2 separate regions of the Homo sapiens genome follow, and region 2 is linked to region 1. The links are chromatin contacts, found by Hi-C in ENCODE. All regions are on one chromosome and are shown on one strand. Each heading gives the region's core, a stretch centred on a gene start or an enhancer-like site at or near the end of the contact. The rest is flanking DNA. Distances are from core to core; before and after follow the strand shown. Region 1 overlaps BRIP1 (BRCA1 interacting DNA helicase 1). Region 2 has its middle 120 kb from the start of MED13.

Region 1 (5,061 bases), core at 1,455-3,954:
TTTAAATATAAAATCCAACATCCACTCATTATAAAAATGTTCAGCCAACTAGCGATAGAAGGAAACTTCTTTAGCCTGACAAAGGGCATAGACAGAACACCTAGCACAAATGTCATACAGAACAGTGAGGGACCAGAATGTTTTCCACCACAAGGTTGTGAACAAGGCAAGGGTATCCACTCTCATCACTCTAATTCAGCCTTGTACTGCATGAAAGGTAAACACTGTAAAGGAAGAAGTAAAACAGTATTTACTAGAGAATGAAACATGCAACTTTGGGTACTTAGAAAGTCCTAAAGAAACTCCAAAAATATCAACTAGAACCAATAAGTGATATAACAAGTTGCAGGTTACAGGGTAAATATACAAAAATGAATTCTACTTCTATAATAGTAATGAATAACTGGAAGGAAATTATAAGTGGAATCATACAATATCTGTCCTTTTATGACTGGCTTATTTTACTTCACATAATGTCTTCAAGTTTCATCTATGTTGTAGTACATGTCAGAATTTCCTTCCTTTTAAAGGCTCAATAATATTCCATTGTATGTATACACCACATTTTGTTTATTCGTTTATTTATCAATGGACATTTTGGTTGTTTCCACCTTTTGGCTATTGTGAATAACACTCCTATGAACACTGGTGTACAAGTATCTGAGTACCTGCTTTCAATTCTTTTGGATATTTGCCTAGAAATGTTATTTCTGGACCATATGGTAATTCTGTTTTTAACTTTCAGAGGAATCAGGAACAAGGTTTTTCAGTTAAACATACAGAAAGGAAGAAAATTAGAATGGGCCCTCTGGTACTGGAATGGAACTGGATGTATTGGTATAAACACTCATAATTTTCAGTGTACAGACAGACAGATACAGAAAAAATATAGACATAAATGTATATGTCTATGAGTCTGGGTTTGTGTACACAATACATTGTGTATATTCTCTAGCTGTCTGCTGAAAGGGCCTGGAGCAGCAACTCCAACAGCAATGAGCAAAACTAACTCCCAGAACACAGCGTTCAAATGTTATTTTTCACTAAATGGAACCAGGGTTCCTTGGAGAAATGTCTGAATCCGAGACTAGGGCAGGGAAAATATAAGGTGAGCCTGGAACACTATCTTTTGCCAAAAAATAAGGAAGCGTTCCAAGAATGATTGATATATGTCAGAAAGACACAAGCAACTTAACTGGTTTCCCACTTGAGTACCAAAACAAATCATATAATAATTATAACTCACCGAATAAAATGGAAAATCACAAGTCCATAAAGATATAAATAAAATGAGTAAACTGAATTTTTGTAAGGACATGTTATTTATATAATTTCAGAGTTCTTCCCCATAAAGTCCTCTTTTATAAAGGCAAAAAGATAACTGTAAAGTTATATTTTTTACCTAGCAGATATCATATTAATCAAGTTATCAATCATTAATGAGAAAAAATGAAACTGCGTGCCACCTTATAAGATGCAATGAGCAGAAGGCATCACTTCTGTGACATTCCTGCCAAAGATAAATAACCTCAGTCTAATGAGAAAACCCAAATTAAGAGACATTCTAGATAAGCTGTAATATTCTGAAGTGTCAAAATCATGACAGTCAAGGAAAGACTGAAGAAGTGTTCCAGACTGAAGAAGTTACTAAAGTGATAACTAAATGCAATGCATGGTTCTGACTGGATTCTTTTGCTTTTATAAAAGCGTTATTAAGACAACTGCTAAAATTTAAACCGGTTCTGAGTATTAGATGGCAACAATGAATCAATTTTAACTTCCTGATTCTTATGGTTATATTGTGATTATGTATAAGAATGTCTTTGCTTATAAGACATAGACACTAAAGTATTTCAGGGTGAGGGAACATCAGGGCAACAACATACTCTTAAATGGCTCAATAAAAAAAGATATTTGGATTGTACTTCCAATTTCTCTATAATTTTGTGACAGCCAAACTTTTAAAAAGCTAAAATAACCGAAAGATAAATTTACTGGGCAGACAGTTGGTCAATTAACGAAGTAGTTTTCAAAGGTAAAGTTATCTTTCCACACCCAGTATCCATGAATGAAAACGTTCTACATGACAATTGCAGATACTATCACCACTGAATAGCTACACTCATGTCGGATGGGTTGCTATACATATTTATTTCATTAATGTATCTACACATCAAGAAAACTTAGAGGAGTGGCTGAATTTTGTCAACTTTCTCTGAAATATTCACCAAGTTCACTCAATATGATAAAGAAGATTTGAAACTTTTGAGAATTAAACATTTCCACCATAGAGAATACTATGTTTTCTCCAAGCTCTCAAAAAATTATAATTACTGGGCCAGGCACAGTGGTTCACTCCTGTAATCCCAGCACTTTGGGAGGCCAAGGCAAGCGGATCATTTGAGGTTGGGAGTTCGAAACATGCCTGGCCAACAAGGCGAAACCCTGTCTCTACTAAAAATAAAAGAAATTAGCCAGGCATGGTGGCAGGCACCTGTAATCCCAGCTACTCGAGCGGCTGAGGCAGGAGAATTGCTTGAACCCAGGAGGTGGAGGTTGCAGTGAGCCAAAACTGCACCACTGCACTCCAGCCTGGGTGACAAAGCAAGACTCCACCTCAAAAAAAAAAAAAAAAGCCATAATTATTGGAGCTGAAGGACATACTCAAGCAATTAGTCATCCATTCTATCATCCTACCCCTAGGCAAATTTGCAGACAAGGCAAGAGATTCACACTAACTCCACTAACCTCTGGCCTAACTTAACCAAGATTACAATAGTATAGAACGGGCTGGCAAACTTTTTCTCTAAAAGGCCAGAGATTTTCCTGCTGGCTGAACATGAAAAGAAAGAAAAGAAAAATACATAAATAGACAGAGTATATATTTTAGGTTTTGTGAGCCATATGGTCTCTGTCACAACTACTCAACTTTACTGTTATAACGCAAAAGTTCCACAGACAATATGTATAAACAAATGTAAAATGCGTTCAAAAAAACTTTATTTATAAAAGCAGGCAGCAGGCTGTATTCTGCCCATGGGTCATAGTTTGCCAACCACTGGCATAGGAAAAAAGATTACGACAAAAAAGTATCCATCAAAATAGACCTGCTAAATTTTACTATGACCGTGATATATTAGGTGAAAAATAAAAGCTATATACTATAATCCTAATTTTGTGTGTGGGGAGGGAGTATATATGTAATATATGTGTAATATATGTCATATATACTACATAACAAATATATGTAATATATACTACAGTATCAACCCCTTTACAGGGGTTGAGCTCTGTACAACACCTGATTGCAGGAGTGAGCCACCACGCTCGGCCCAATAATTACGATTTTTTTGAGAGCCTGGAGAAAACATAGTAGTGTTCTCTATGGTGGAAATGTTTACATATATACTCAGTTGATACTGGGTATATATGTAATATATACTACGTAACAAAAATGGCAACAAATTCTACTTATCTTTGTATATAAGCTCCCTTTCAAGGTTACTTTGTAGCTCTTCCTACCAAGATGTGAGCTTTACCCCTTGAGTCTGGATTTGGTCATGTGATTTGCTTTTGGTGACTGGAACATTAGCAAACCTGACACAAACAGACTCAAAAGGCATTTGTACACTGGGGCTTGTTCTCTTGCTGCTCTTGGAACCCTGAGGCCACCATATACATAAACCAGAATTAGCCTGCTAGATGATGAGAGAGACCCACCTCATGGTCCCAGCTGACTACCAATCAACTCCCTGAAGCAGGGCTGCCTTGCTGACTTACAGCTGACCTGCAGTTGACCACAGACACATGAGTAGGCCACCTGAGATCAGCAGAAGAAATGCCCAGCTGAGCCCACCCTAAATTGCTGACCCCCACAACAGTAAGCTAAATAAATGGTTGGTTTGTTACAGCAACAGATAACATTGCATGTGTGTGTGCACGCACATGTGCGCACTTAAGAATAGACAGCAGGCAGAATATCAGGGGTTGATATTGAGGAGACAGTTTAATTAAGGATTAATGTTAATAATTTAAGTACACATTTTGGTGGTTCCCAAATTTTCTCTTAGATGATGCTTTTATATTCAGAAAAAAGTTATTTAGAAATATAAAATTTAATTCAATATAAAAGAGTATTTTTCATTATTTCCACTAAATATTGAAAGTCTAAAAATATGGACATCTTGACCTGATGTATTTAAATGAACTGATAGATTTTACTTTCTAACAGAGAGTTTGGAGATAAATAGTTACAGGTACATAGGAAACTAAGCAAAGGACAAGACAACTACTAGCACCAAAAAAAATAAATACTGGTTTGGGGAAAGAACTGTAATAAGTTTAAATATTTATAGAATTATAACAATACAAATACCAAATGCTGGCAGGCTGAAGGGTAGAAGTAATGAGAAAGGAGAAAAGAATAGGAGGAAGACAACAGAAAGTATCTAAAACCGAAAACTCAAGAGAAAAGCAAAATATGCATGCTACTTCAAAAACTATCAGAATACAAAGGATAAATAATTGAAAATTATTTACTTCAGATAGTGGGAATTGGTGAATAATAGAATTAGGGCAGGGGTCTACTGCTTTTCTGTTTGAAGCCAAGTGGAATTCTTTGACATATTTTTTCACACATACTGTTAAAAAAAAAAAATTAAAGAGAAAAAAAAGTCCAGGAACCAATCCAAGTACATATAACAATTTAGTACATGATAACAGCAAAACTTCAAAACTGGAAAAATGATTAAGTGACACTGGGACAACTGATCAACTATTTGGGAAAATATGCAATTAGAGCCTGACCTCATACATGCATGAAAATAAATCCCATAAACAAGAGAGTTAAATGCACAAACAAAACTGTAAAAGAACTATTAAAAATATCCTTATAAATTTATAGAAACGGATCTAGAAAGATCCTCATGAAAGTGTTCATGGTGTTTCCTTCTGGAAAGCAGAAAGGGAGATGGGGTTAACATAAGGGAGAACATTTTAATTTTTATTCTGTATTGGTTTTTATAATGTTAAAGGTTTTTCAAAAAATGTTATTACTCTTTT
Region 2 (5,070 bases), core at 285-2,784, 350 kb after region 1:
CAAAACCAAAGGGACAGTTACGAGATTAATGATTGCCAGAAAATGGAAGTGAGGATAGGGGATTGGGTACAAAGGAGCATGAGAGAGCTTTTGGGGGTGATGGATATGTTCCGTATCTTGACTGTGGTGGTGACTGTGTGACTCTGTACATTTTTGAAAACTCATTAAAACATACTCTGAAAAAGAGTACAACTTAACTCCATGTAAATTATGTCCCCATAAATCTGATTCCAAAATTGAATTCTGCATACTGATAGCATTGGCATTACCTGGGATGTTGTAAGAAATGCTGAACCCCAAACTCCATCTGCATGCAGACCTTGTGTTGTAGGTCAGGTTCCCCAGGAAACAGGCCCTAAGATTCTGAAAGCTGCATACAGGAGGTTTATTAAGGGGAGAATTTAGAGGGAACGAAGTAGGATTGAGTAGGATTGAATCCATCTGCAGTGCAATTTGACAGAAGCCTCAGCTGAGCCTACAGGGACCTCTGGAGCTGGAATTACCTTCAGGGTAGGCCCTCTCATCAAGCAGTCATTGGATGTGACTGCCCCCAAGGTCTGACCTTGGTTGGGCAAGGTGATTCTCTTTAGCTGAAGGAAATTTCCAGAGAATGACTCAGCTGAGAACCATCAGCTGCCAACACTCCCGGCAGCTGGGTAAATGAGAGCCTCCATCCTGAAAAGAGAATCTGGGCAACTCACCATAGCACCCACTACAGTGCACTCCTTGCACCTTTTGAGTCCACTTGTTTCATAGAATAAGTTCACTCCATCTTGGAAGAGTTCCTTCAGGGTTCTTATTGGTCTCTTTTCCTAAGGAAACTTGTAAAGACAGTGGGATGAACCACATCCTTGCCCCCGCCAATACCACAGCTGGTGTCAAGGTCACAATCAATACTCATCATCTTCCTTCTCTACTGCCCATTCCAGATTACCTCTACCCTCAACCAGCACCTCTTCTGGTCTAACTGGCCTATCTGAGAGATGGACCCTGATCCTTTTCCATGAGCAGTAGGAGTCCCTGATTATTATATCTTTCTTTCTCAGGCTGTGATGCTGCATTTTTCTGTTAATGTCAAGATTGAACAGGGGATGCCAGGTGCAGTGGCTCACACCTGTAATCTCAGCACTTTGGGAGGCCAAGGTGGGTGGATCACTTGAGGTCAGGAATTTGAGACTAACCTGGCCAACATGGTGAAACCCCGTCTCTACAAAAAATACAAAAATTAGCCAGACGTGGTGGCAGATGCCTGTAATCCCAGCTACTTGGGAGGCTGAGGCAGGAGAATTGCTTGAACCTGGTGGGTGGAGGTTGCAGTGAGCTGAGATCGTGCCACTGCACGCCAGCCTGGACGACAGAGCAAGACCCTGTCTCAAAAAAAAAAAAAAAAAAAAAGATTGAGCAGGGGAATATCAAGAGAAACCCCAGTGGATTACTTGGGTGCCAGACTTACTCTTCCCTGCCTCCATCATGTGACAGCAGTCCTATCTCCTCCTGATGAGGGCAATTCCTCCTGACAGGATGATGACTCATTTCCTTGCCTGCTGGTATCCTGGTATAAAGTGCCTAATGTGACTGACAGTTTACTAGAACTCTTGTGTCCCCTGGTGGAAATATTTTCCCTCTGGGATTGAAGACTTCTAGATCCACAGAACCTAGAAGCACAAATTCCCTAAGTGAGCTATTGGGAGGGATGATAAACAGCCACTCCTACTTCTACCCTTTGGTTCCCAGACTCACACATTCTACCGTTTTAGGGACACAGCACTATATAACGGGCACTGACTTAGGGTATATACTGCATTCTGTAGGACGCCATCTATCAACTCTAAGCTGGTGTCTCAGCTGGCTTTCAAAGGCCATCCCATTACTGTCAGGCCAGATGTCTCTGGGTAGCATGGAATACGATAGGACCTCTGGATCCCATGGTAAAGTGTCCTACTGACATACCTCCTTTACTGTTAAGTGGATCCCTTGAGCCAATACAATGTTTTATGGGTTCCCATCATGGTGAGTGAAGCACTATAAACCCTTGGACAGTGGTGCTAGATGAGGCAACACAAGTAAGAAAGGAAAATCCAGCCAGGCGAGGTGGCTAATGCCTGTAATCCCAACACTTTGGGAGACCAAGGTGGGTGGATCACCTGAGGTCAGGAGTTTGACATCACCCTGACCAATATGGTGAAACCCCATCTTTACTAAAAATACAAAAAAAATTAGCCAGGCGTGGTGGCATGCGCCTGTAGTCCCAGCAACTTGGGAGGCTGAGACAGGAGAATTGCTTGAACCTGGGAGGCGGAGGTTGCAATGAGCCAAGACTGTGCCACTGCACTCCAGCCTGGACAACAGAGAGGACTCCATCTCAAAAAAAAAAAAAAAAAGAAAAAGAAAAAAAGGAAGGAAAATCCATACCCAGGATATACGTTGATTGCCAAGAAGACAGCTCATTGCCCCTTTTAGGATAGCAGGGCAATCAATACTGTGGTTGCTTGGTCTCCTTAAGGCATATTGTGATATTGAGGGCTTATTTTTGGTCTCTGTTGCTTGCAGACTGAACATTCAGCACTAGGGTAAGTTACAGCAGCCTTTATAAATGACGTTGGGCCCTTGAGTAGCTTCTATCCTTTCCAATGTGGATACTCACTACTATGGACTAAATGTTTATTTTCCCCCAAAATGTGTATGTTGGAGCCCTAGCCCCCAATATAGCTGTATTTGGAGATGGGGCCTCTAAAGAAGTAATTAAGGTTAAGTGAGGTCATAAGGGTGGGGCCCTGATCCAAAAGGATTAGTGCCCTTATAAGAGACATGGAGAGCACTTATTCTTGCATGTGCCTGCCTTCCCCTCCACCTCCCATGCACTGAAGAAAGGGCATGTGAGCACACAGGATGAAGGCAGCCATCTGCAACCAGACACCAACCCTGCTGGCAGTTTGATTTTTGGACTTTCTCTAGAACTGTGAGAAAACAAATTTCTGTTGCTTAAGCCACATTTTTTGTGGTATTTTGCTGTAGCCTAAGTGGATTAATAAACTCCATTTATGAGCACACTGTGCCAGCCCTGTGGGACTGGTAGCAGCTAGCTGGGTCATTCTGCCTAGTGCACTCCTATTGTTCAGTGCCTCTCCCATGGTGGCTGCTAGGAGCAGGTATTAGCATGTGATGCAAAGATCTTCACATTTCATGTCCATTCCTGTAGATCTATGGACCTATATCTTCCCCATACCCCAGGCCTCCCATATTCTAATATTTCTCTTTCCAGGCCTCTGAGCAACCAATGAAGACATTCACTACTGCCATGAGCTCATATATACTTTTGCCTCGAGCCATGTGTCTCTCTCTACACAAAGCAGATGATCAGCACACTCCCCAAATCTCTAAACATTGGGAGGATTTCCTGTCACTTCTTATTTCAGGGCTAGTCCTGAGAGAGACTGTAGTTAGCAGAGTTTGTTTTCAGCTTGTAACCACATCAGAGTATAACTTGAGCCATCCATGAACCAGTCTCGGTATTGTTCCTCCTTGGCCAGCATGGTGGCTCATGTCTGTAATCCCAGCACTAAGGGAGTCTGAGGCAGGCAGATCACCTGAGGTCAGGAGTTCAAGACCAGCCTGGCCAATATGGCAAAACCGGTCTCCACAAAAATACAAAAATTAGCCAGGTGTGGTGGTGCGCGCCTGTTATTGGGGCTGGCATAAACCTCACATGACGCTTTTTTTTTTTTTTTTTTTTTTTTGAGACGGAGTCTCGCTCTGTTGCCCAGGCTGGAGTGCAGTGGCACAATCTCAGCTCACTGCAAGCTCTGCCTCCTGGGTTCACGGCATTCTCCTGCCTCAGCCTCCCTAGTAGCTGGGGCTACAGGCGCCCGCCACCACGCCCAGCTAATTGTTTTGTATTTTTAGTAGAGACAGGGTTTCACCTGTTAGCTAGGATGGTCTCGATCTCCTGACCTCGTGATCCACCCACCTCAGCCTCCCAAAGTGCTGGGATTACAGGTGTGAGCCACCTCACCTGGCCAATGCATTTTCTTCTTTTTTGAGACAGAGTCTTGCTCTGTCACCCAGGCTGGAGTGCAGTGGCACCATCTCAGCTCACTGCAACCTCCACCTCCAGAGTTCAAACCATTCTGTCTCAGGCTCCGAAGTAGCTGAGATTACAGGTGTGTGCCATCACACCTGGCTAATTTTTGTATTTTCAGTAGAGACGAGGTTTCGCTATGTTGGCCAGGCTGATCTCGCTTCTAAAACTATATGATATAATGGGTCGCATGGCCCAAGAAGCAGGACTGCTCATACTGTAACCTGAAACCACTATGGAGCCCTTTCCTGCCCTAGGCCTCATACAATGCTGGTAGATTTCCTTGTCACTTGGTAAGGTTTAAAGCAGTGTTCCTAAGTAGGTAATATGCTGCCACCAGAGCCCAAAGAAGCCTGGTAGGCATTATGCTTGCTTCTTAGTCGTGGGAAGTGCAAGATGGAATAATTTGACCTTTACTTTGGAAGGAGATATCCTAGTATGCCTGAAGCCACTAAAACGTCACTACTGTGGCAGGCCCCTGAATCTTTATAGAACCCTCTGGAACACATGTCTTATCCAGGCCTCCAACAAGTATTTGTATTTCTTGCTCATCTGGTCCAAATAATATAATGTCATTGATATAGTGGGCCAATGTAATATTCTGGGGTGTTCAGATGGTCAAGTTCCTTTCAGAATTTATTTCTACAGAATGCAAGAGAGTTAACACAACCCCAGGGCAAGACTGTAAATGTATATTGTTGTCCATCTCACACGAATGTGAACTTCTTCCAGTTAGGAATGGATAAGAATGCGGCCGGGTGTGGTGGCTCACGCCTGTAATCCTAGCACTTTGGGAGGCTGAGGCGGGTGGATCGCCTGAGGTCAGGAGTTCAAGACCAGCCTGGCCAACATGACAAAACCCCGTCTCTAGTAAAAAATACAAAAATTAACCGGGCATGGTGTCAGGCACCTATAATCCCACCTACTCAGGAGGCTGAGGCAGGAGAATCACTTGAACCCGGGGGGTGGAGGTTGCAGTGAGCCAAGATTAC

What was found. A loop is a pair of places that touch in the nucleus more often than their neighbours do. Pooled maps may share reads with other maps.
Region 2: a map of endothelial cell of umbilical vein shows a loop between it and region 1 (4-fold over the local background). The contact joins two enhancer-like sites. A Hi-C loop is called at or near these places in 1 of 168 maps with a recorded cell type or tissue (endothelial cell of umbilical vein), 1 of 37 single-sample maps with no recorded cell type and 2 of 50 pooled maps.

Annotation. Positions count from the first base shown.
Region 1 is chr17:61,831,052-61,836,112 of GRCh38, forward strand. All of the region lies in intron 6 of BRIP1 (BRCA1 interacting DNA helicase 1), which reads right to left. Among named protein-coding and RNA genes, the nearest start is that of BRIP1, 30 kb to the right of the region's middle. Within about 2 kb of position 2,705, at least 2 of the 41 ENCODE cell types and tissues checked have a DNase peak (open chromatin) inside an H3K27ac peak, as active enhancers do.
Region 2 is chr17:62,178,182-62,183,251 of GRCh38, forward strand. No RefSeq gene overlaps it. Among named protein-coding and RNA genes, the nearest start is that of MED13, 120 kb to the left of the region's middle. Within about 2 kb of position 1,535, at least 3 of the 41 ENCODE cell types and tissues checked have a DNase peak (open chromatin) inside an H3K27ac peak, as active enhancers do.